3 separate regions of the Mus musculus genome follow, and regions 2 and 3 are each linked to region 1. Evidence: chromatin loops called from intact Hi-C (ENCODE). Cell type or tissue: heart. All regions are shown on one strand.

Region 1 (8,000 bases):
CCAATGCCCCAGTGTAGGGGAATGCCAGGGCAGGGAGATGCAAGTGGGTGGGTGGATGGAGGCACACCCTCATTGAAGCAGGGGGAGGGGGATTGGGATAGGGGGTTTGAGGGGTGGGACTGGGAAAATGGAAAACATTTGAAATGTAAATGAAAATATTGCAGCAGGAGGTGGGCTAGAGAATGGTAAAGTTCTGGGAGGAAGTTGGGGAAAGTCTAGCACCAGTGGTAGTATGGCTGCCAGGAGCATGGATCTTTTCAGGAATCTCAGACTAAGAAGTGCAGTTTCTTCCTGAACCCATCCGTTAAGTTTGTTATTTATAGGAGCTTTATGCCACTGGGGTTGAGTTTTGCCTGGGGATTGGTAAAACTGTGACTTCTTCCAGTTCAGGCCCATGTGGTGCAAGACTGAACCCAGACCTAGTGTGCTCAGATGACCTGTGCACCATCACCCTGGCCACAGTTTCCATGAAACCCTGCCACCCCGGTGCTCTATACTCTGCAGACCTTCCCCACTCTCTCTTGAGCCTTAGCTTCCTCCTCTGCAAAGTTGAGAGTATATTAGTCGCTCGTGTCCACACTGGGGTTTAGAATGTCCCCACGGGCTCCTTTATAAACTCTCAGTCCTCACATGTCCTGCTAACTGAGGGAGAGGGTTGTGGAGGCTTCCATTGTAACGTGAGTATAGGCTTCATCACACAGGACTGCTGTGCTGTGACATCTTAGCATAGGCCCAAAACAGCACAGCTGCTCAACCATGCATTGACAACTCCAAAACCAGGATCGAGGATAAGCCTCTCCCTCCTCACAGCCCAAACAAGCTCCCCTCACCCTCCCTACAGCCTAAACCTCTGCCCACTTTAGCCCACCCCTACCAACCAAAACAACCCTCCCTCCCCATCCCATTACTTCTTGTTGGGTCATAGCAATGAAAAGGGTAACAGAAAAGACATTTGGCAGACTATTAAATCAGATTATCAGCAATACAGTGTCTTAGAGCAATATAAACTTAATTCTTACATAGTTCTGGGCTTGGCAGTGTGCAGCAGCATCTGAAATCAAATTGTCTGAAAGGTTTACTATCTATTGCCTGTCCTCCCCCAGCTTCTCGGCCCCTCCCTCCATCTTCACAGCCAGCTGTGGCCAGTTAAGCCTTACCCCAGACCATTCCTACAGACTGGCTAAGTCTGTGTCATAGAGAGGACGCTAGTGACATAACAAGGGCTCACCCAGATAAACCAGGACAATCCTCTTACCTCCAGTCCCCTGACTAGCTCTAACTGAACTCGTAGTCTTGGGATTCCTGTCATGTGGCAAATTTATTCACTGGGTTGGGTTAGGACATTATCTTCTATCTTCCATAGGAGTCAGAAGTGGTTTTCATGCAAAAGAGCAAAGCCACAGTTCAGAGAGGGTAGGCTGACAAGGTGACCCACGTGGAGAGAAGGTGTAGCCTGCAGGGGCCAGAGGTCATCTGACATTGGTGGAGCTCACCCAGGTGCTGGGGAAGCCATCTGAGACACAGGTCCAGGAAAGGGGTGACAAGCCCAGATCTATCTGAGACCTTGCTTAAAGTGGGAGATGGAAAGAGGTTAATGGGGACAATAAATCTCATTAAAATTTTGTGTTCACTTTTTTGACTTCAAAATTCATCCGTGAATTGTACAGCTACCCAAGGGCTAAGGCTTTTTTGTTTTGTTTTGAGGTTTATTTTTAGATTCTTTATGTGTATGAATGTGTTGCCTGCAAGTATGGATATACACCACAGGTGTGCAGAGCTCAAACATGCCAGAAGAGGGCCTTAGATCCCTTAAAACTGGAGTTATAGACTGTTGTAAGCCACCGTGTATATGCTGAAAATCAAACTCAGGTCTTCTGGAAGAGCAGCCAGGCTCTCAACTGCTGAGACATTTCTCCAGCCCCCAAAGGTTGAGATCTTAAATTTGATCATTTTCATTTTCTTTGTCCTCTGTTTCACTTCTAATGCAGCCCTGAGTGGACCTCGGTGTCAGCTGCCAAGGTTCCCCAGTACCCCGAAGCTACTCTGCCCAGCCAGGAGTCCTGGATTTGAGGTTGCTCAACTTGGGTCTCTGGAAGGGCAGAGAAAAGGCCTGGGAACCCCCTACTCTGAAAAGCTTTCCAAAGACTGGTGGTCTAGCTTGAATAGACAGAGGGAGAGAATGGAGGAGGAGGAGGCCAAAACCTGATCCTCCTGTTAGGATCAATCAGATAACTTAGGCTTTGCTCCTGACAGGGGGTCTCTGCAGGTCAGCACCCTTCATATCCCTCACAGCCCTGCCAGAGGGCAGGTCCTTGAGAGGCATCAGGCTGGCTCCATGATATGCTGAGTGTGCACTGGCCAGGCCTCTCTGATGATGCAAGCCAGTCTCCATTGTGCAACAGAGATGAAGGGTCCCAGGGAGGGCCCACAGAGGCTTTGCCTCACTGGCACATTGAGCTGTGTCAAAATCAAACACCCCAAAGGAGAGAGTTTGAGGTTCAGAGGGAAGGTGTATTTTTACCAGGCAGTACAGGTCCTAGGGACCAGGGGCCAGGAGTGGGAAGGGAGGGGCAGATTAAGGGGGGGAAAAAGACAGACAGAAAGAAGAAGAAAAGGAGGGGAATGGCATAGAGAGGAGAGGAGGGAGAGGAGAGGAGAGGAGCAGCAGGAGAGTCAGGAGGTCCCTGGTTGAGTGCTCTCACCTAGAGACAGACAGCCTGGAGCAACAATGGAAACTCTCAGCCCCAGATCTCACCCTGAGGCTGACTCTGCTGGGTAAAAATAGGTGTGGCTCATAGGACAAGGTCTTGCAGTCCCCAGCGGAGCCAAGTAAATAGTGACCTGATCCAGCCATGGAGAAAAACCAAACCTTGTTGACTTTGCAGGCCTGCAGCTCTGGGTGCGGCCACTTGGGTCTCTTCTGTGGGGCTTTTGAGCAGCCTAGCCTGGGCTCTGCTCAGATCTCAGGCTGGAACCCTGGGGCACTGCCATCTGCCCTACAGGGTTTCAATAGATTCAGGGCCTCTGTGGCACCATGCTGCCCCCTGCTGGTCAGTTCTGTGGGATCCCGGGAGGTCTCTGATACATGGTGACTAGGAGGCCACTTTGGAGAGCCCTGGGATGAGACCCTCCCTCTCTAAGCAGATGGCGTAGAGAAGCACCAGTTACATTTCACATGTACAACTGAGGGTCTGTAAGGTTATGGTGGAACTAGGAAGTCCTCGTCCCAAGTGGGGACATGGATGTCATAGTACTGTGTGTTACTCCCATGTTTGTGTGACCATGTCTCCTGCACTGCCCGCCCTGTGAATGCAGAAACTCAGTCATGTGAACTGCAGAAGATTTGGTGGTCATGATCAGCGGCTACCTACTAGTCACGTCTCTTCATGTTTGTCTGCTTCGTTTTTCTTTCTTTTCTTTTTCTTTTCTTTTTTTTTTTTGTTTTTATTTTAATGTGTCTGGCTTTTGTCTGCATGTATGTCTATGTACCACGCGTGTGCAGTGTCAGTAGAGGTCAAAAGAGGGCACTGGATCCCCTGGGACCCATGGAATCACACCTGAGTCCTCGACAAGAGCCACCGAGCTTTCCCTTTTAAGTTGACTGTAGAGGTGTCAGCTGCAGTCCGCACAGCTCCCTGTGGCTCCCATTGGCTGTGTTTTGATAGTACTAAAGGCCACGTCCAAGGAGCAGCATGTTGCATACAGATCAGGCAGGGAAGGTGAGTTCATGCTACTCTCTGCAGAACAGAATCATCCTCTATCTGTCCCGGTCATGTGGGGACATCTGAGTAAGGCAGGGAAGGAGCCAGCCAGTGGCCAGTGACAAAAGCCCCTTCCTCTGTTCCCTAGCTTCTGTCTGTCTTTCCATGAGAAGTGTGTGACTGGTGCAGACCTAGCAGAGGCTGGCACTGTCCTGAACTATGTGTTGGCAGTGTCCCTACTGGGCCTTCATTCAGAGAGTGGACCTCTTGGGCAAGGAGGGATTGTGTTCTCCCAGCTGTGGGTTGGTCTTGGAAATTGAGATTAAGAAAAAAGCAAAGATGTCCAGGTGGTGGCTTTTCTCCTCCCACTGTGTGGGGGTTGAGGCACAGGATAGCTCCTGGCCTTTGGGTACATTCTGGTGTGTGTGTGTGTGTGTGTACATGTTTATGCATTTCACTAGTTATAGAAGAAATATTACAGGGCTGGAGAGATGGCTCAGCAGTTAAGAGCACTGACTGCTCTTCCAAAGGTCCTGAGTTCAAATCCCAGCATCTACATGGTAGCTCACAACCATCTGTAATGGGATCTGACACCTTCTTCTAGTGTAGCTACAGTGATCTGAAGACAGCTACAGTGTATTTAGATATAATAATAAATCTTTAGGCTGGAGCAAGGAGGGCTAGCCAAGCAAGCAACCTTCATTCCCAGCAACCACATGATGGCTCACAACCATCAGTATAGTTACAATGTGCTCATATACTTTTTTTTTTTTTTTTTTTTTTTTTTGGTTTTTTGAGACAGGGTTTCTCTGTGTAGCTTTGGCTGTCCTGGAACTCACTCTATAGACCAGGCTGGCCTCAAACTCAGAAATCTTCCTGCCTCTGCCTCCTGAGTGCTGGGATTAAAGGCATGCAACACCACGCCCAGCTGTACTCATAAACTTAAATAAATAAAATCTTTTAAAAAAAAGATTAAAAGAAAATGTACTTCTAGAAGAAGGAGGAGGAAGAAGAAGAAGAGGAGGAGGAGGAAGAGGAGAAGGAAAAGGAGAAGGAGGAGAAGGAGAAGGAGAAGGAGAAGGAGAAGGAGAAGGAGAAGGAGAAGGAGAAGAAGAAGAAGAAGAAGAAGAAGAAGAAGAAGAAGAAGAAGAAGAAGAAGAAGAAGAAGAAGAAGAAGAAGCAGAAGCAGCAGCAGCAGCAGCAGCAGCAGCAGAAGCAGAAGCAGAAGCAATATTACTGCATGAGGCTGCCCTCACTTGTACCAGCAGTCAACAAAGTTGTTTTGTTTTAATGAGACAGGGTCTCTGGATGTAGCCCTGTCTGGCCAGGAACTCACTATGTAGACCTGGCTGGCCTTGGGTTCACAAAGATCCACCTGCAGAGATCCACCTGCCTCTGCCTCTGCCTCTGCCTCTGCCTCTGCCTCTGCCTCTGCCTCTGCCTCTGCCTCTGCCTCTGCCTCTGCCTCTGCCTCTGCCTCTGCCTCTGCCTCTGCCTCTGCCTCTGCCTCTGCCTCTGCCTCTGCCTCTGCCTCTGCCTCTGCCTCTGCCTCTGCCTCTGCCTCTGCCTCTGCCTCTGCCTCTGCCTCTGCCTCTGCCTCTGCCTCTGCCTCTGCCTCAAGGATTTGGATTGATGGATCAAGATCAAGATCTGGTTCCAGAACTGATGTGCTAGAGAGTACCAGAAGAAGGCTCAAAAACTACCCGGGAAGCCTGGATGTGGGACTCAAGATAGGCCTACAGACCCCAAAGGCTGGGAACTTCCTGTTTCCTCTGCCAGTGCAGTTTCTTTGTGCCAGAAACATGTGGAAGTCTGCTGTCCTCAACTCAGTCCACCGAGTACCTCCCCAGACCAGGAATCCATCTTCTCCAACACTGATCCAGCCTGTACGGAGCTCTACCCAAAAATACAAGATCTAGGCAGCAGAGGGAAAAAGCTATAGTAAAACTGTGGAAGCAAGGCCAGAGTACTGTGCTAGATCTGCAGCCCCAAAGGCAGCGCCTTTCCCCTGGCCTCTGACTGTGGGCATTCCTTGTCCCAGAGACACTGTCTTGATTGTTCTCCTCCGCTTAGCCCTCCAAATATTTCCCCAGGCTCAGAGTCCACGTTTCCTATGTGGGGAGAGACCACCATGTGTCAGCCACCTTACTAGCAAGACATCGGCCACTAGGGAGAAGTTTCTTGCCCCACAGGTCCCCACAGACCTCCCCCTGAACCAAAAGAAAAACCAGAGGCCGCGCCTCCCCACTGCCTTAGAGTCAACCCCTATCTCATTCCCTCCCTTTCTTCAGCCCGCTCCTCCCGCCCCCCCCCCATGCCTCCTATCCCAGAAAGTCAAGATGTCCTCGTTGCCCACACTTGCCACTTTGCATCTCACCATGTTTGTTTCATGTCCTGCGCATGCTAAGCTAGCACCCAGAAGCCACACATGGCTTCCCCAGCCCTGACCTGCCTTCTGAAGCCCCTTCTTTTGGAGGTGCACTGTGCCTTTCTAAAGGCTTTTGTTTTGAGGTAGGGTCTTTTTAAGGTAGATTAAACGTAAATGCCTTTTTTATGAGACGTTTGAAAGGGCAATCTGACCATTATATTTTATAGCAGCAGAAGCAGAAGCAGAAGCAATATTACTGCATGAGGCTGCCCTCACTTGTACCAGCAGTCAACAAAGTTGTTTTGTTTTAATGAGACAGGGTCTCTGGATGTAGCCCTGTCTGGCCAGGAACTCACTATGTAGACCTGGCTGGCCTTGGGTTCACAAAGATCCACCTGCAGAGATCCACCTGCCTCTGCCTCTGCCTCTGCCTCTGCCTCTGCCTCTGCCTCTGCCTCTGCCTCTGCCTCTGCCTCTGCCTCTGCCTCTGCCTCTGCCTCTGCCTCTGCCTCTGCCTCTGCCTCTGCCTCTGCCTCTGCAAAATCAGGAACACCCACCAGCCTTAAAGCACTCTTGTCTCTGAACAGCAGTGTTTCTGAGGACCTGTCTGACATCAAGGTAAACACAGAGATGCTACGGGTGGGCTTTCCTTAGAGTGGAAAACAGAAAGTGAGCAGGGCTTTTTTTTTTTTTCCAGAGAGAGGGGAAGCGGCTTGAGGTGCAGATGGGGACCAAGAAGTCACACCCACAGAGCCTGCTCCAATCCACAATGTGACTTTGCTGTCTGCCTGTCACAGGCTGGAATTTATTTCTCTGTTGTTTGAAGTCAGGCCAGCCTGTGATACGGAAAGTGCCAGCAGGGCCTTGTGCAAGTCCCAAGGCTTGAGCCTCAAGGGGACTTGTGGCTTTGGTCTTCACCTGCCCTTGTAACCACCATACAGATACCAGGCCAGCTTCCATGGATGGATTTTGGCCATTTTTGACTCTTGCCTGGAATGAAGAATGCTGCCTGCCATCTACTAGGAGCTGACTTCTCTCCCCACTGCTCCCCACCCCCCTCACCCCTCCCCACCCACCCTTTCCTCCTAAAGTTGTTTTATCAGATCTTTTATCACAACAGGAAATTGCCAACACTCCTCTTTGGTTAGATTTCCCCTGAGTTTTCTTAATTGATTAATGACATTTTCATTTCTGGTATTTAGAAATACAATATCATTTTACATGTCTGTGGTGTGTAATTATACAAAATAAATCCACATTATGTCCAGCTATGTACCAGCAGGGCTCCGAGGTTCCTGCAGCTAGCTGGCTGCCACTAGCACTTCCCAGATCACCTACCCCCGGTGGCTAGCCTGCAGAAATTCGGCTACCACTCACTCAGATCCCCTTAGTCCCATAAAACGAAAACTCTAGAGGCTTGTAATTTACCAGCCAAATTTGTAACAGTAAATCCTCAACCCCCAAAAGGCCCACACAAAGAATACGAAACTCAATTGCTATAAATACAAGCTGCACACCTAGATGGGGCAAATGTGCCCTACATTACTCGATTGCCCGCTGTGGCTATTTCAGGCCATGTGGTTCTGATTCATCTTTTTCCTCCATCTTCTCTCCATCTCCATCTCTCCCTGTCCCCATCTCTCTCCTCTCTCTAAAACTTTCAGCTCTGCCCCCTCCTTCCACTGTTCAAACACAGGCTTTAATCTTATCTGACCAATGAAGATTTCAATTGACCTCACCTGAATACAGACGACCTTGGGGGGGTGGGGTGGGGCAGAAAAAACAGACAACAATCCACAACACATGTCAATCTTGTGTATCCTGAAGCATTGGTGAGTTCATTAGCTTTTGTGAATTTGGGGGATTTCCAGGCAAAGTCTTGTCACCTGTGAACGCAGTATTTTGCCATCTCTTCCTCTTTTCCGTCTTCC
Region 2 (8,000 bases), 83 kb before region 1:
ACCTGTCCTGAGTCCCCGGTGAACCCTCACAGGGTGTCCTTTAAGCCAGGTATTGTTCTCAGCGCAGATCCATTCAGTACTTACTACCATCCTGATGACTAGGTCCGGTTCTGAACCACCACCCCTCAGCATGAGGAACCAATGTGAGCCTAAGATCCTAGAAGAAAGGCACACTGTGTTCAACATTGTACAAGCCAGAGTGATCGGTGAAACCTCAAAGACTGCGGAGAGTTGGAATGCTGCAAATCTAGAGCCAAAATTATCTGAGGTAATACTAGCCCTCGAAACAGCCACTGTGATTGACAGAACATTCTTGTAACTGTTACATAACTCTTCTCGGAATGTTCACACCTCTAACTTCTACCAACACAAAGGCCGAGAATGTCCTCAGATGGCATCTGAGGCCCACAGCAGAGAGCTCCACACCCTTCCTTGTAACCCAAGTCTGTGTTCCTCGGCCATAGCCGCTCAGTGTTTGGCTAGTTACTTCCTGTGAAGCAGAGCTGGTTTTACGTCAACACCGGTGAAGGCAGTTACCCAGACACGCTCCAACTCCCACCTCTTGTGGATCTTATGCATTATTCAAAACGATGTGTCTCGTACCAGAGATCGGGGAAGCCTGGAGGCGTGCTCGGTAAAGACGATAAGCTTTCTGCTGTGCCTCTTGGTTCCTCGGAAGGTTAGAGAAGAGATCATCTAGAAGATGTGGCATGGTATGGAAATTTAAACAAATTTTTACTTACGGGGTGGGAGAGCTCAGAGGACAACTTAGGGGAGTGGATTCTCTTTCCACCCTGTGGCTTCCTGGGATCAAACTCAGGTTAGCAGGCTTGGTGACAAATGCCTTTGCCTGCTGAGATCTTTAATCTTAGTCTAACATTTGATGATGAAAGCTTATTTTAAAAATTAAGGAGATGGTGTGTAGTAAGGCCACTGTAGCTGTCCCTGCAAAAGCCCTCTATGTGGTGGCCTGGGTCCTCCTACAAATCTCTTTCCAAGCCGGGCGTGGTGGCACACGCCTTTAATCCCAGCACTCGGGAGGCAGAGGCTGGCAGATTTCTGAGTTCGAGGCCAGCCTGGACTAACAAAGTGAGTTCCAGGACAGCCAGGGCTATACAGAGAAACCCTGTCTCAAAAAAAAAAAAAAAAAAATCTCTTTCCAGCACCAAGTATGTCTAAAGTTCAAAAGTTTTCATAATAAAATGTTTTGGGAAAAACTATCAATATTCCTAAAGGGGAATTGTTCTCTTTCTCTATCCTTGAAAGGTGTATGGGTCTGGGAACAGAAGGCAGACAAGAGGAATTGCGCCGTGGGGATTCTCAGATCCTAACACATGCACACACACACACACTCACATATATACACACAAACACATACACACATATACCACCCCTGCAGGGCCAGCACATGAGGCACAGGATGAGGGAATCTGGAGACAGCCCAAAGCTATCCACAGCATATACTGTCAGGGCCACCACTGACCTTCAGGGTCCTCTCTGGCTGTGTCATCTGAATGCCAGAACCTTCTCCCTTCCCCCAAAGTCTCTGGCTTCCAGGGTGGGAGGTTGAGCTTGAGGAAGGAGAACACAGGACACTTCCATCTGAGAAAGGTATCACAGATCTACCAAGAGGGCAGACACCTCCAATGGGCATCATCGATATGGTCAGGAGCCCACTGCCCATTGCATGGAAGCAAGATAGCTCAAAGGTCAGAGGAGGAGAGTAAGGCCTCCATTCATCAGGGCTCTGCAACGTGGGATAAGTTTTAGCTCAATTTTCTCATCTCTAAAATGGGACTATAATAAAGGGTGTGTAGTTAACAAAGAGATGGCATTTAACAGGACCTCAAGTAAAGTTTATCTGCCAATATATGATGCCATAGCCTGAGGGCTGTATCTGCTGATGAGGTTCCTATGTAAGCCTGTTGTGTAGACTGACCTGCAAGGCATCTCAGCTTAGCTGCAGTTATTTCAGTGAGGAAACTAGGAAGACATGAAATCTTTTTTGTCTAAGACTGCACAGCTGCTAGGGGGCCGACTGGGAACGTAGCCCAGCCTACTAGCCAGGGCCCTGTGCCTCTTCCCTGAGCCTGAGAGAGGCAGGCTTTGCAGCTAGAGAAGGAAAAACTTTGGGACTTCCAGTTGGAGATGAGCCTGCTCATTGCTCAGCCTCCCTCCCCTGCCCCACCTCTACTGCTCAGCTCTGCAGGCCTAGACCCAGGGACCCAGGTGGCCCTAGAACCTCCAGGCTGTTCTCTGCCTAGGTGTCTGGAAGCTTAATGTGAAAAAGAATGGAACAATCACAGGACGCCCCAACTTCAGAATTGGAGCGCCACCTTCCGAAGGTCAAAGGCCAAGTCCCAGAATGCTTGTGAGGAAGTTCTTTCTGCTCAGAGGTTGTATGTTCTGGAGCAGGGCTGGCTATGCTTTGTGGCCAGTGCAGGGCTCCATGTGGAAAGATGACTGTTGTCTGGGCCAGCTACTCTCTGCTGAAGACCTCTGTGAATTTCAGAGGAAAGCTGTGCAGGGTCTGAAAGACCTAAAGGCACTCCACCTCACCCCACCTCCAGCACATGCCCCTATTCCTGTGCTGTGGCAGCCCTATGGTGCATACAGTACTTGCTTTCCATCTCAGGCAAACGGACTAGTGGAGTCCTTCTCCTGTCAATTCAGGCAGATCATTCCATTGGATTCTGGGAAACAAACAGGCTGAGTTTTGTCATCTACATCCCAAGCAACAGAGCTGCTATGCTCATTGGATCACAAACTCTAAGTGAGTCTCAGAACCTAGTGTGAGATTCTCCTAGCTTTAAGCATCCAGGAGAGGAAAGCCTGGGGTAGCACCATTATGACCTGTTTAAAGATAAATGGGCTCTAAACAGGGAGATGGAGCAGCTGAAGAGGATGAGGAGCAGGGAATAACAAAACCAAGTCTAGGGGACACGCATGCCAAGAGAGGGCTGGATGTTGGGCAGTGTGGTGGTTTGAATGAAAATGGCCCTCATAGGCTCACAGGGAGTGGCACTATTAGGAGATGTGTCCTTGTTGGAGTAGATGTGGCCTTGTTGGAGGAAGTGTCACTGAGGATGGGCTTTGAGGTTTCAGATGCTCACTCTAGGCCCAATGTGATACATTCTTCCTGCTGCCGGTATATCCAGATGTAGAACTCTTGGCTGTTTCTCTAGCATCATGCCTGCCTGCATGCTGCCATGCTTCCTGCCATGATAATGGACCAAACATCTGAAACTGTAAGCCGGCCCCAATGTTTTATAAGAGTTGCCTTGGTCATGGTGTCTCTTCACAGCAATGAAACCCTAAGACAAGGAGCGTGGTGTTGGGGCCAGTGGTGACAGAGAGGCAGGTGCCTGCAAGGTCAGTGGATGTGGTCCAGAAGAAACCAGAACATGGGTTTCCCTACTCTCCACAGAGCATAGGTTGACAGGGCCACTGTCAGATGCAATGTCACCTTCAGCTTCAGGAAGAGGATCGAGTGGAGGAGAGGGCAAGACAAGGGTGGAGAAGATGACAGAAAGCAACAGCCCCTGTTAAGCAAGAAACACTAGTGACTTAGAAGAAGGTGGGGCGGCTGGGGAGGAGAGGGGTGGTTGGGTACTTGCTTGGAAGGGCAGGTAGAGTGGTCTAGGGGCAGGGAAGGCATGATGCCTGAGCTAGACTTCACCACCATAGATAACTGATGGAAGTGTGTGCAGAGATGGAGATGCAGTGGGCTCACTGGCTCTAGAGATCAGTCATGTGGGGGTGGAGCCTGGGTTCACACTGAGGCTGACCCCTCTGTGATGCCTGAACATGGAAGGATGGTGTTTACTATATCCCATTTGCCAATGGAGATGGGACCTTTTTCTAGAATGGCGAAGATACTCTGGAATTACATGGTGGTGACTTGTACTCTGTGACACAAAGTGTGTACTTTAAATGGCACTGAGGTCTTAGAACGTGAGAAAAAGTAAGCCATGTCTGCAGATGCCGAAGCATCAGCGAGAGACACTGGAGAGATCTCAGAGGGTAGTCTTGGGGACTCCTGAGGTGGAATGTACCTGGGAGGCAATGCATGGCAGCCGCTCCCTCAGTCATCTTAGCCATGGCTCCATCTTGCTGCCTTGTGTGTGTTGCTGACAGAAGTGGCCCTGGGACACTTTCTTCCCTGAGCTCTGGGCCAGTCTGGGTTCTCTAAGCCAAACTAGTGCCTTCATCAGAGGCAGAGCATCAGGGCTTGAGGTATAGTGTGGCAGAGTGAGACCACGACATGGTGCTAGCCTTGAATGGAGGAGAGACTGCTGTGGGCTGTGGGGAGAAGATGAGACTAAATCAAGCCCTCAGGCTAGTGAGAAGAAAGGAAGAGAATTGGGGATGGGTAAGAAGGAGGAGGGAGAGGAGGAACTACCTCACTGGCCACTCACAGAGCCACTACCTCATTGGCCCTCCATCAGCACATGCTGGCATGATCTTAGCAAGGCAGATCACTGTGGGAGCATTAACATTTTGACTCAAGAATTGTCTCTGCTAGCAGTGACTCTGATAAGAAGTCTCACACAATGGGAACCACACCAGACCACTTCCCAGCAAATCCCCTTAGCTAAAAACAAAACAAAACAACAAAAACAAAACAAAACAAAAAACAACATAATGTCCAGCTTCCCCAGACAGGAAATCATGTGGGAGGGCAAGACTGAGCCCTGGGGTACCTGACCCTGGTGATGCTGGTGAGAGCCTGGGCACCCTAGTTTATGGTAAAAAGGAGGTGGGAAATTTGAACAGCTCCACCATGTCTGCTACACGGTAAGATCTGTGAGGAGGGACAGAGAAGGTCTCTGATCCGAGGCAGGAGTCTTGTTCAGGGCTCACCCAAACAGCAGCCCAGAGGAGCAGAGCCCAGGCTCTGCCTTGGGCAAGTGCAGGAAGGAATCACCCCCACATGTCTGCATCTTAGGATCATAGCCATTATTTCTCCAGATTTCTATTTTTTCTTACAATCAAGCTGTAGAAATTCATTCTTCTGTCATAAAATAAGCAAGTAGCAGTAATTCCTCAATGACACCATTGCCCTGTGGTGCCCAGCCCTGGGCAGTGACTGGGGAAGTCTTAAGAGTCTGATCTGTGTACCTCCGACTGCTCCACACCCTCCACACCCTGGGCTCTGAGCCTACCTAGCGTGAAGCTTGGTCCAGGCCACTAACTCCTCCTCCCTGCCCCTTCCTAACCTAACATGTCGGTGGCTCAGCCTAGCCACCCCTGACCCCAAAGTCTAGGCTAATATGCTCCTAGTGTTCTCAAAGCAGTGGTCACCCTCTAGTGCCTCTGTGGTGATTCTCACAAGTACAGCTGCCACCAGGCAACCCTGAGCCCAGTGTACCTCAGTGTAGGATCCAGACTCTGCCAAGATGGCCAAAGCTACTCATGATTACTTAATATTTACTTATCTAATTATTTTCAGATAGAGTTTTACTATGTAGCCCAGGCTGGTCTGAAACTTCTTGTGTAGATCAGGCCTTTAATCTTGTAATCTTCCCACCTCAGTCTAGAACTGAAGTCTCATACCATCATGTCTGCCTGTGTGCATGTCAGCTTCGGGTGCAGCCACCCCACCTGTCTTATGGGCAGGTAGCTCTGCTGGTGGCTTTATCACGTGTGGGTAGGTGTGGCATGCATGCTGCTGTGCAGACTATGACTTCAGAATAGACCCACAGGTCGAGCAATGTCTACACCCACCACCAGGTGTCGCCCGTACTAGCTAGAGTCCTGGGCCCCAGTGCTTGCCTTCTGTCCAAAAGGGATTTACAAAAAAAAAAAAAAAAAAAAAAAGAACCTTTTGTACCCACCAGGCGAAAGGTTCCCAGTGACGCAGACCTGTAAACAAATTGCAGAGACGGGAGCTGGGGACCCACGTCAGGGGAGACAGTGCAAACAGAGTGCACTGACCTTGCTCTGCTCGCCCTGGTGTTCCTGGGGGAAGGAGTACAGGTGGAGCCCGCAGCAAAGTTCTCAGGCCACAATGTCCCGACAGTACCTTCTTTGGATAGCTGTTAAAATCTGCAGAGATGTGGCGAGGTTGAGAGCCTCAGGGCTTACACCTGCCCAGCCCCCCATCTTTCCCTCTGCCACCTGAAATACCCTCTTCTACCCTGCCTGGTTCCAAACTTTCAGGGAATTCTAAATTCAAAAGTCAGCACCACCCCCAGCTCAGCAGCGCCTGACCATCGTCAATCCCCAATTTGTTATAGATCCCATCTGGGCTTACATTTACACCAGATTTCTATTGGAAGGTGGACATCATACCTCAAAGATTCTACAAGGCTGATTGGATGAATAAAATTGCATAGACATGGAGGGTTGGAATGTTGCAGGTCCAAAGCCGAATTATCTTGGACTGTCTTTAGGTCCCTTAATAGTCACTCCTTGCCCACTTCCTGTCTAACCTAACATCCTGTGGCTAACACCTTAAACCTTTTTGGATATATTAGCAAACCAGAAGCTAAGAACGCAAGACAGTGCCTGAGTCCTAGAGCAGTCCTTTGCTTTAACCTACAACCTAATATTTCTATCAGAGTATTTGAAAAGTGCCTTGACTTCCGACTTCCGACTTCCTTCCTTCTGTTACTATGACCAACAAGACTTACTGCACTGGAGTGCTGGTGCTTGGGGAACCTGAGTCCAGGTAGAGTACGCCTCAACACTACCTTGTTCAGTTTCACACAAGGTTGAACTTAGCCCCCAGATCCTTTGCCCTTCTGGGCCGCTTTGTTTGCTGGGCACTGTGTGTGAACCACAGCCATAGGGGGAACGTGTGATTTCAGTGCTGCTGGAGACACCCACTGCAGGAATCCAGCCCAGGTCATTTAGCCATTTGCCACTGAGAACATTTTTCTGTGCCATGATTCCTTTCACGAGCAGCACATGTCTTCATGCTCAGAGAGACACTGCTTGTGCATGCTCACTGCTGTCTTTACCACTCAGGCTCTCTACATAGGTCCGTGTCACTAGATCTTGTCAAGCTGCTTTCCCAAGCCACTCTGCCAACTACACTCTCCAGCAGGCGAGTCTAAAGCTCCTTTGAGACATTTCCTTGCTGCTGTGGAACGCGGTTCTCCAAGTATGACAGCAATTACCATCTTCACAGCAGCTGTGACCACTGGCAAGAGTCCTGTTGACTTTCCCCCACAAAAAAGCAATAGTAGGGAGGTTGTGACACTTGACCTGCTGCACATGGCATCTGGGGCTCATGGCACACTGTGGAGGCAGAAGGTTAACTGATGGGGGAAGTCCATGTAGGCAATGGTAGGAATATCCTCATCCACCCTCCTGTAAATAAGCCAAATACACTCATTGGTCCACCAGGATACTTGAATAGAATCATACTTTGGTATGAGTTTTGCTTTGCTTTGCTTTGCTTTGCTTTGCTTTGCTTTGCTTTGCTTTGCTTTGCTTTGCTTTGCTTTGCTTTGCTCTGCTCTGCTCTGCTCTGCTCTGCTCTGCTTTGCTTTGCTTTGCGACAGAGTCTCTTGTAGCCCAGGCTGGCCTGCAATTCATTATGAGATCCTGCTCCTCCTACCTCTGCTTCCCTTGTGCCTCTGATGCTGGTGTGTTCTACCCCCAGCACCATGGCTTCACGGTAGCTTTAATTTACCTGCTTGCACGGACAGTGAAGACCAATATCTTCCCAAGTGCTGATTGGCTCTCAGCTTTCTTCTGTGACATGTCACTGAATGAACTTTGTGAGTGTCCTCCTCTGTCTGTCCCTGGAAATCTGCAGTCTGTATCTTATGGTGTTTGTTCTTTGTTGGATACCTTCATTGCCCAGAGGCTTTGCAGATGTGACCGTTATGTTTTTGTCTTACCCCACCTGGAAAACAGTTTTGCATGCATCCAGGCAGGAATTTAATTTTGTCTTCTCTATCTAGACAACCACACAGTCATCTATTTAAAAGTCTGCCATCCGAGGCTGAGATGACTTGGTTGCTTATGTGCTTGCTGTATGGTTCTGG
Region 3 (8,000 bases), 53 kb before region 1:
GGTGCACCTAAAGAACACTCACACACATAAATAAATGGAAATATTTTTTAAATTAAGCTTTTAAAAATGAGAACACAATTAGACCCTGGTGTGTTTTGAGCACTCTGGAAGCATTGTGAGTTCAAGACCAGCCTGGGATCCACAGCAATGCTTTGTTTCAAACAAACAAACAAACAACAAAAACCTGCAAATGTACAGAAATACAAATCCCTCGGGTACCAAAATATTGTTCTAGACATTTACAAGGCTCCCAGAGACTAGGCATTCAATGCTAGCATTTCTTTGGACAGATGGCTTTTTCTGGGATGTTTCTGCTGCTGATATTTCTGCCCCCACTGAGGCCTCCCTTGAAGAGTTCCTACTGTGTTACAGCTCTGAGGGGAAAGGTATCCTGGGAGTTGGAAGCTTTAGAACGCCACAAAGTCACACCACACAACAAACCTCGAACAACAGATTTATTGGGAAAGATGCAGGAGGGTAGCTACCTCTGCCTGGGTGAGAAAGAATCGGCAAAAATACTGAGCGGAGGGCAGGCTTTGTACAGTGTTTCTTGTGAGTGAAGCTTTCTAGAGTGTCCTGGGATTAGAGGCATTTTGTGGCCTGACCTTGGGCATTTTTATTATATAGGGTGGGGCTTGGCCTCTCTTCCTACCTCAAGGGACTGGAAATGCCAGCCACCAGCGTTAGAGACGTCTTGGGGTCCAGGCCTAGCCACTTGTGCATCAAAGAGCTTACACCTACCACCTGGTTTTCTTTTCCTCCTCTTTAGTAAGAGTGGAAATGTAGCACAAGGGAGAGTCTGCCTTGCAAGTCGGATGCCCTGGTGCCTAGCTATGACTGAAAAACAGTGCATAAGTCCTTCCTGCTACACTGGGTTGTTTTTCTGTCTAGATGGTGGGAAATGAGTGTGTTGCTGCTCATGGGAGCCTTCAGGTGGTCAGGATCGAGTGCCCTCTTCCCTCAGTCAACAGGAATGCCTTGCACTGAGGCTGATCCTGGCCCTGGAGTGTGATGCACATGCAGAGGTATCTAGGCTATGGTGGGAGCTAAAGCTGGCTTAGGATTTATATGACTGCTGTCTGAGAATGCATGGATGATCAGACCTTGCTGGTGAAGCAGAGAGGGAGCACAGCAGACATGAAGGCAAACTCTGGAAGGTTCTGTGGGAGTTTTTATGCTTCTTACAAGAAAATTGTTCTGATTTCCCCAGGAACCAACTATCTCCTGTTTAGGGGGTAAGTCCCTGGAAGCCTATTTAATTCTTTTCTCTGTGTGTGGTGTGAGCATGCATGTTTGTATATGTGGGCACACATCATATGTGGATATATGCATGTGGAAGCCTGAAGCTAAGATTTGGTGACTCTTCCCACCTCTCTCCACTAAATTCATCAAGGCAGGGTCTCTTGCCAAACCCAGAGCTCACAGATTTCAGCTGGTCCAGCGGGCAGCTTGCTCTAGGAATCCTGCCTCCTCTGCCCTCTGTGTCCTAAAATTACAGACAGCTTCAAGACCTACCTGACCTTTACATGATGCTGGGGATGCAAATTCTAGTCCTGGGCTGGGAACACATAGAAATTTCTGCTATGCCACTTACATTCTCCGTAGGAGACAAGAGTTTACAGAATAAAATAAAAACTTCTAATACATTAGAAAATAGTAAGTCTCCAGAACTGTTAAACTGGATAGGAAAATGGGGGGTGGGGGATGCAGCAGGGAGCAGGGGGCAAATGCAGGCTCCCTTGAAGATGCCACTTGAGTGAAGGAGGGAGCCATGGGAATGTTGGGAAGGGAATCATACTCAGACAAACAGCATGTACAAAGGTCCTGAGCTTGCGCCTGGCAGGTTAACCTGAGAAAGAGAGGTCATGGAACAAAGGGACCCAAAAGAGACTGAGGAAGGCTGAGAGAATGGGGTTATATATACTTCCTGTGAGTGAGCTGGGAGCCCTGGGAAGGTTCTGAAGCAAGGATGCCTAATGTGACTCAGGTTTAGGCAGAATGTCCTAGGTTGGCCATGGCTTCTAGACAGCTGGGGCATCTTCCCTGTGGACTGAGGCCGCTCAGCTACACTGTTGCTTTCAAGCTTCTGATCTTTGACTGCACTTCTCCCTGGGGGTGGGAGACATTGGACAGACAGAGTGTGAGGAATGCAGAGCCCAGGGTAGGCAGGGCTATGGAGAAGTGTGCTGGCCCAGCCTGACCCTGCCCTCCCTTGACAAGATAGGATCAATCAACTTTATGGACTAGCCAACCCCACCTGCTCTGCGTGCTAGCCCTGGCTAGCTATTCACTGGCTGTAGAATACTGGGGAAGACTCAGACTGGGCCTATGATCAATCAGAACGTTGATGACCATCTTGTGCTAAGCACAGACTCCTTCCGTGCTCTGGCTAAGACTCAGTTTAACTGCTGGATCATGGGCACTCACCTGGAGAATCCTCAGATCCTTATTTAAGGGATCTGGCTAAAAATCCTGGCCCCAACAGGGACGGCTTGGAGAAGCAAGGGGAAAGGCTGGCCACCTCGCAGTGTCAGGTAGGAAGCGCCAGGAAGGAAGGTCTGTCCAAATGTCCTGGGTATTAAGAAGCAGGGGAAAGACAAGACAGACCTGGCTGTGCCTGGCCCTCTATCTGCTTGGCTAAGAAGGCCCACGCTCGCTCTCAGCGGGTTTTTTCACGCCGCCCGGGTTTGAAGCCAGGCAGTGTAGGCTAAAGTGCACAGCAGGGTACCCAGCACTCTCTGCTCACGTGTTTTCTTGGGCTTCACTTTCCTCATTAAACCGGTGCAAAAGCTGTCTATGATGGCTTGGGACTGCAATCTGGAACTCCCTCTGCAGATCAGAAGCACCCTGCAGTCTTTGGGGAGGTGCCGCCACTGGTGGTGGTCAGCAAACCTCCGCAGTTTGTCAGTCGCAGAAGTCTAGGGTAGCGCAGTGAGCGTCCATTCCCGTGAGTAACCATGACCGCTGGAGGAAAGACCAGATGTATTTTTACAATTGGTCCCTTTAGACACGGTCCCTACTAGATCGGGCCTTGTTAGGAATGCGGAGGGGGTTGCAGGGACGATTCCGCTCCCGAGGTCCCACGTGGTCTGCACTTCGGGACTCTGCGGGCTTTCAGTGGATTCTAGAACCCGTCTCACGTGCGCATCGGAGGACCCAGTGCAGATCCACGAAGAGACCGGAGAGCGCGTGGGCAGCGGGAGGGTGCGGCCGAGGCGGGGCGGGGGCGCGTGACGCGCGGCGCTAGCCAATGGGGCGCGCGCCCGAGGCCGAGCCTCCTGCGAGCCTTCGCGGCGCCCGCGGCGTCACGTGAGCGGCCGGAGAGCGGGGAGAGCGGCGAGCGGCGAGCGCCCAGCTCGGCCGCAGGGAGTGCGGGCTGCGGCCAGGAGCGCTGGACGCGCGGCCGCATACGGAGCCGGGCCGCACGCGCGAGGCCGCGCCAGGCGACGCGGAGTCCAGGTGGGAGACGCGCGATGTACCGCGGCCGCGTGGGTCCTCCCTTGGGGATCACGGGCCGTCCCCTGGCGCGCGCTGTAGGAACCACGCGCGGAGGCCCGGGAAATGAGGGGACCCCGGAAATGCGGGGACCCCCGTGAGCGCGCCGGGCCTGCAAAGGGCAAATCCGGTGTGCGCAGCTTCTGCCCGCGGAGCCCACGCGCGTCCGTGGCACTCCTGGACCTGCGCTCCCATATGGCGGGGCCTGGAGACCAAGGGGCGGAGAGGTTACTGTCGGTCACTGTTGCGGTGGCCTAAGAGGGGACGCGAAGGGGGTCACTGGGCGGAGGGTAAGGTACTCTCCGAAGCTGTGCGCCAGAGTCCGAGCCACCTCCTTCCCACGTACTTCACACCCACGGGTGGGCACCCACGCGCGGGCACCTGGCGGACACCCGCACGGCTGCACTGCGCCCAGCACACGCAATCACACGACACAAACTCACACCCATTTGCGCGTACCCGCAGCGTGCGCTTATGTTCCGTATCCCCACGCAGAGTCCTCAGGCCCCTCTGAACAAACATTACCGGAGGGACCGCTGAGGGTAGCAGCCGCAGGGGGCAGGTCATCCCTCTTGGAAACATTCTCCCCTGGAGGGCACAGGGGAGGTTTGCTACCACGGTATGGGAAGGTGAAATCTCAAATGTTTGACTGAGTCCTTCAGATATTGCCCCCGACCATGGGGAGTCCCCGCCGCCCTACAGGTGCGAGAATGGCAGTAACTTTGGGGCCTTCGGACTCCTCAGGGAGAAGACTCTTATTTTGAAGACCGGCCCCCATTCGCCACCCCCGTGATTTGCACGCTGACCCAATGGCTAGCCCTTGGCCGGCTCTCGGCTTGTTATCAATTACATGTTGTTCCTACAGCCGCTGTGTCCCCGGGAGGATAAACAGCAGGCCTGGCCGGCTAAGAGAGGGGGCGGAGTCCAGCGGCCTGCCGGGGACCGTGCCCAGAACAGGGTGCCCCCTCCCCCTGCACGCAGCCTGCGCCTCTGGCTACGCCACGTGCTGCTGTTTTTCTGGGACCGGCTTGATCGCTGGCACTTGGGCTTTCAAGTCCTGGGTCCAGGAAGTCCTGGATCCCCTGGGCCTTCAGTACTTCAGTGTCCCCAGGGTTGCTCAGCACTGTTTTAAGATCCTGTGTTATAACCGGTTAGGGCCACTCCACTCCTGCATTTACTCCTGGATTCTGGAAACATTCAGCAAAGGCTAGGTCTGGTTTTGACTCTAGATCTAGCCCTGTAGTGAACAGTCAAGACTGCTTGTATTCTGGTGGGGCTTGAGCATACAAGACAGTTTTCACAGTGATACCTGACCGTGAAGAATATAATCCTGGTGGCTTGTCCAAGGTGGGAGTGGCTTCTGAGTTGAGATTTAAATAATGAGCTCCCATCTGGAATGCTAAGAGAGCCAGGACTTCCACAAAGGGGGCCATTGGCGCCAAAGCCAGGGCTCAGTAGGGTGATCCAGGCCTGGAACAGTTAGAGGGGCAGTTTGGGCGCGGGCAGGGCCCTAGTACTCTGAGTCCTGGAAGAATCTGAAACATTTTGGGGGGAGGGGCTCCTTCCGATGTAATTCTATTTTGTCACCCTACTTTCTTACCTGTTCTCCCTCTCCCTCCTTCTGTGTTTCAGTGGGATCCCACGTGGTTGCCTTTGAATTTATGATTCTCTGGCCTCAGCCTCCTGAGTGCCATGATTATAGGCATGAGTCACTATGCCCACCCAAATTGCTGCTCACTTTCATATCAGACCTCCGTTTCTATCGGTTCAAAAATCGATACCACAATCTCCTTTGAAAGCGTGTGACCGATCGACTGATCGCTCAGTGTTGTAGTGTGTCCGTCTCCAGTCACATCTCATTGCAGGAGATCTTAGGTGGTCCTTTTCTGGGTCCTGGGACACCATGTTCCCTGCATTTGTGTGACCGTTCAGACATTAGTAAGTGCTCAGTATACATGAGTTCACTGAGTGTGCAGTGACTAGGAGCCAGATGGTACCAGCAGTACCCAGATGTGTACACAGAGAAGTTATGCCATTTGCCTGAGGTTGCACAGCTGATAGCTGTAGGGTGGATGAGATGGGGTTGGGAGAATGGAATGGGTGGGCTCTGCCCTTCTGGCGCTTCATACCCTCCCAGACCCTGCTTTGGTAAAGAGTGTATTTTAGAACACATTCCCAGTTTTAAATCCTAAACTGAGTATTTAAACTCAGATTGCCTCTTGGCAAGATTACCTTTGGTCTCAGATCTTGCCTCTGTTCTCTACAGCAAGAGAGAAACTTATGGAGCACAGAGACATAGAACAGTTGGGGAGACTAAGGCACACGGTAGCGGGATGACTGGCTTTTCGGCAGCTGGTCAGTACCGGGTGCTAGGCTGTAGAGTGGACCTGAAGTCAGGTGGACAGGATGCAGCCTGAGCATCCTCCCCATCAGTTTGATAATCACACAGGCAGACATGGTCACTGGGCGGGACAAAAGTCCAGAGAGGTGGCCCCATCACAGCCAGAGACTGTTGACTCTTCTTGGATACCAGACCTAGTATGGCCTTTGGCTTCAGAGGACACAGCTTTCCCTTTTCCTTCCGATCCCCGCTCTCTGAGCCCCTCTTGGATACCTGGTGTGGTGCTGAGTGTTGGGGACCCAGGAGAGTGTGCTGCCAAGAAGGGACACAGGCATCTGCTGAGCCCCCCAAGTCGGTGAGTGTCCCAGACAGGAGAGCTGGGCTGGGGAGGCAGAACAGGAGGCTCTGCTCTCATGCGTTGGCCAAGGGCGAATGTCACCCCCATCCTTCCCAACGGCTATAGGGTTCAAGGAGGTTACCCACACCTGGGCTCTCTGACCTTCTATGGACTCACAGCCAGGGGCTGGACCTTGCTCATTATGGCAGGAAGGTGTTAGATGTTATGGTGGAAGGAGGTTTTTGCTCAAGTATGTGAGACTTTTCCCAGTCATGGAGAACGGTGGCTCTCGACTCTTGATAAAGGTCTGAGAACTAGACTGTGGAGAAACACCACATAGGCAGGCAGGCACTTAAATGGTCTTTAATCTTTTTCTAAAGTATGGCTACCTGATTAAAGCATGGGCAGCCCAGACAGATGTGTGTCCCATCCCTTCCAGTCCTGGGGACACCATGCTCACATCCACAGATGTTCATTTTTGAACATCTAAAGTCAACATCGAACAAGCAGCCTGTTTTTATTTGCTTAATCTGGAAACCCTACAGAAGCCCCAATACCTTGAGCTCAGAATGCAAATGGCCTTTTCCTTTCTCACCCCCTCTCTGACTCAAGGTAGGAAGCAGAGTCCAGGGGCTGGCGACTTTCAGGGCCTCCCCTCTCTGGCTCCCTCTCTCCTCGTGGCCTCAGCTGTTCGCGGACAAGAGCGTTCCTTGTCTTATTCTTTTCCAGGATCATTCTGGAAAATGTTTGAAACCAGAAGTGCCCTGGATTGTGCAACGGGCCTGGAGAGGGAGGGCTCTTTTGCAAATAGGGTGATGCAACTTTTGAAAACATACTCGCCGGCCCCATTCTCCCTTGGGATGGAAGCAGGATCTGGACATTTGGCCACAGGAGGCCTTGGGCAGGCAGCCGAGGGTGAGGGCTGCAAGGCACTGGTAAGCAGTCCTTCTAACCTGGCCTCCCTTGTTCCCTCTCTGCAGTCACCACAGGCTCGGCCAGGCCAGCATGGTGGACCACCTGCTTCCAGTGGACGAGACCTTCTCGTCACCGAAATGCTCAGTGGGTTACCTAGGGGACAGGCTGGCCAGCCGGCAGCCATACCACATGTTGCCCTCGCCCATCTCGGAGGATGACAGCGATGTCTCCAGCCCCTGCTCTTGTGCCAGCCCTGACTCGCAAGCCTTCTGTTCCTGCTACAGTGCGGGTCCAGGCCCTGAGGCCCAGGGCAGCATCTTGGATTTCCTCCTGTCCCGGGCCACACTGGGCAGTGGTGGTGGCAGTGGAGGTATTGGAGATAGCAGTGGCCCTGTGACCTGGGGATCATGGAGGAGAGCCTCTGTGCCTGTGAAGGAGGAACATTTCTGCTTCCCTGAATTTCTGTCAGGGGACACTGATGACGTCTCCAGGCCCTTCCAGCCTACCCTGGAGGAGATTGAAGAATTCCTGGAAGAGAACATGGAGGCTGAGGTCAAGGAGGCCCCAGAGAACGGTAGCAGGGACCTGGAGACCTGTAGCCAGCTCTCAGCTGGGTCACACCGGAGCCACCTTCATCCAGAGTCTGCTGGGAGAGAGCGCTGTACCCCACCACCAGGTGGCACGAGTGGGGGTGGTGCCCAAAGTGCAGGTGAGGGGCCAGCACATGATGGCCCCGTGCCGGTGCTACTGCAGATCCAGCCTGTTGCTGTGAAGCAGGAGGCAGGTACAGGGCCAGCCTCCCCAGGGCAGGCCCCAGAGAGCGTCAAGGTCGCCCAGCTTCTAGTCAACATCCAGGGGCAGACCTTTGCACTCCTGCCTCAAGTGGTACCATCCTCCAACTTGAACCTGCCC

Evidence for each region. Peaks named below come from ENCODE experiments on the same cell type or tissue, not always from the same donor. Only the 100,000 strongest peaks of a DNase experiment are listed, where the experiment ranks them.
Region 2: a loop joins it to region 1, with 7 times the contacts of the local background. A loop is called at or near these places in 9 of 42 quality-filtered maps.
Region 3: a loop joins it to region 1, with 4 times the contacts of the local background. A loop is called at or near these places in 21 of 42 quality-filtered maps.

What each region holds. Positions count from the first base shown.
Region 1 is chr6:90,512,193-90,520,192 of GRCm38, forward strand. No RefSeq gene overlaps it. Among named protein-coding and RNA genes, the nearest start is that of Aldh1l1, 35 kb to the right of the region's middle. In heart, a CTCF peak has its summit at 3,040 (motif pointing left); DNase peaks (open chromatin) are centred at 2,379, 2,999 and 6,879; H3K27ac peaks cover 326 bases.
Region 2 is chr6:90,429,624-90,437,623 of GRCm38, forward strand. It overlaps a transcript of Cfap100 not described here. Among named protein-coding and RNA genes, the nearest start is that of Cfap100, 5.1 kb to the left of the region's middle. In heart, a CTCF peak has its summit at 5,728 (motif pointing right); DNase peaks (open chromatin) are centred at 2,130 and 5,728; H3K27me3 peaks cover 505 bases.
Region 3 is chr6:90,459,267-90,467,266 of GRCm38, forward strand. Klf15 (Kruppel-like factor 15) reads left to right here and starts at 3,310. Exons shown (of 3, transcript NM_023184.4): 1 at 3,310-3,459; 2 at 7,154-8,000. The coding sequence starts at 7,179. In heart, a CTCF peak has its summit at 4,059; DNase peaks (open chromatin) are centred at 3,225, 4,385, 4,815, 7,005 and 1 weaker place; H3K4me3 peaks cover 2,573 bases; H3K27ac peaks cover 2,544 bases; H3K27me3 peaks cover 4,055 bases.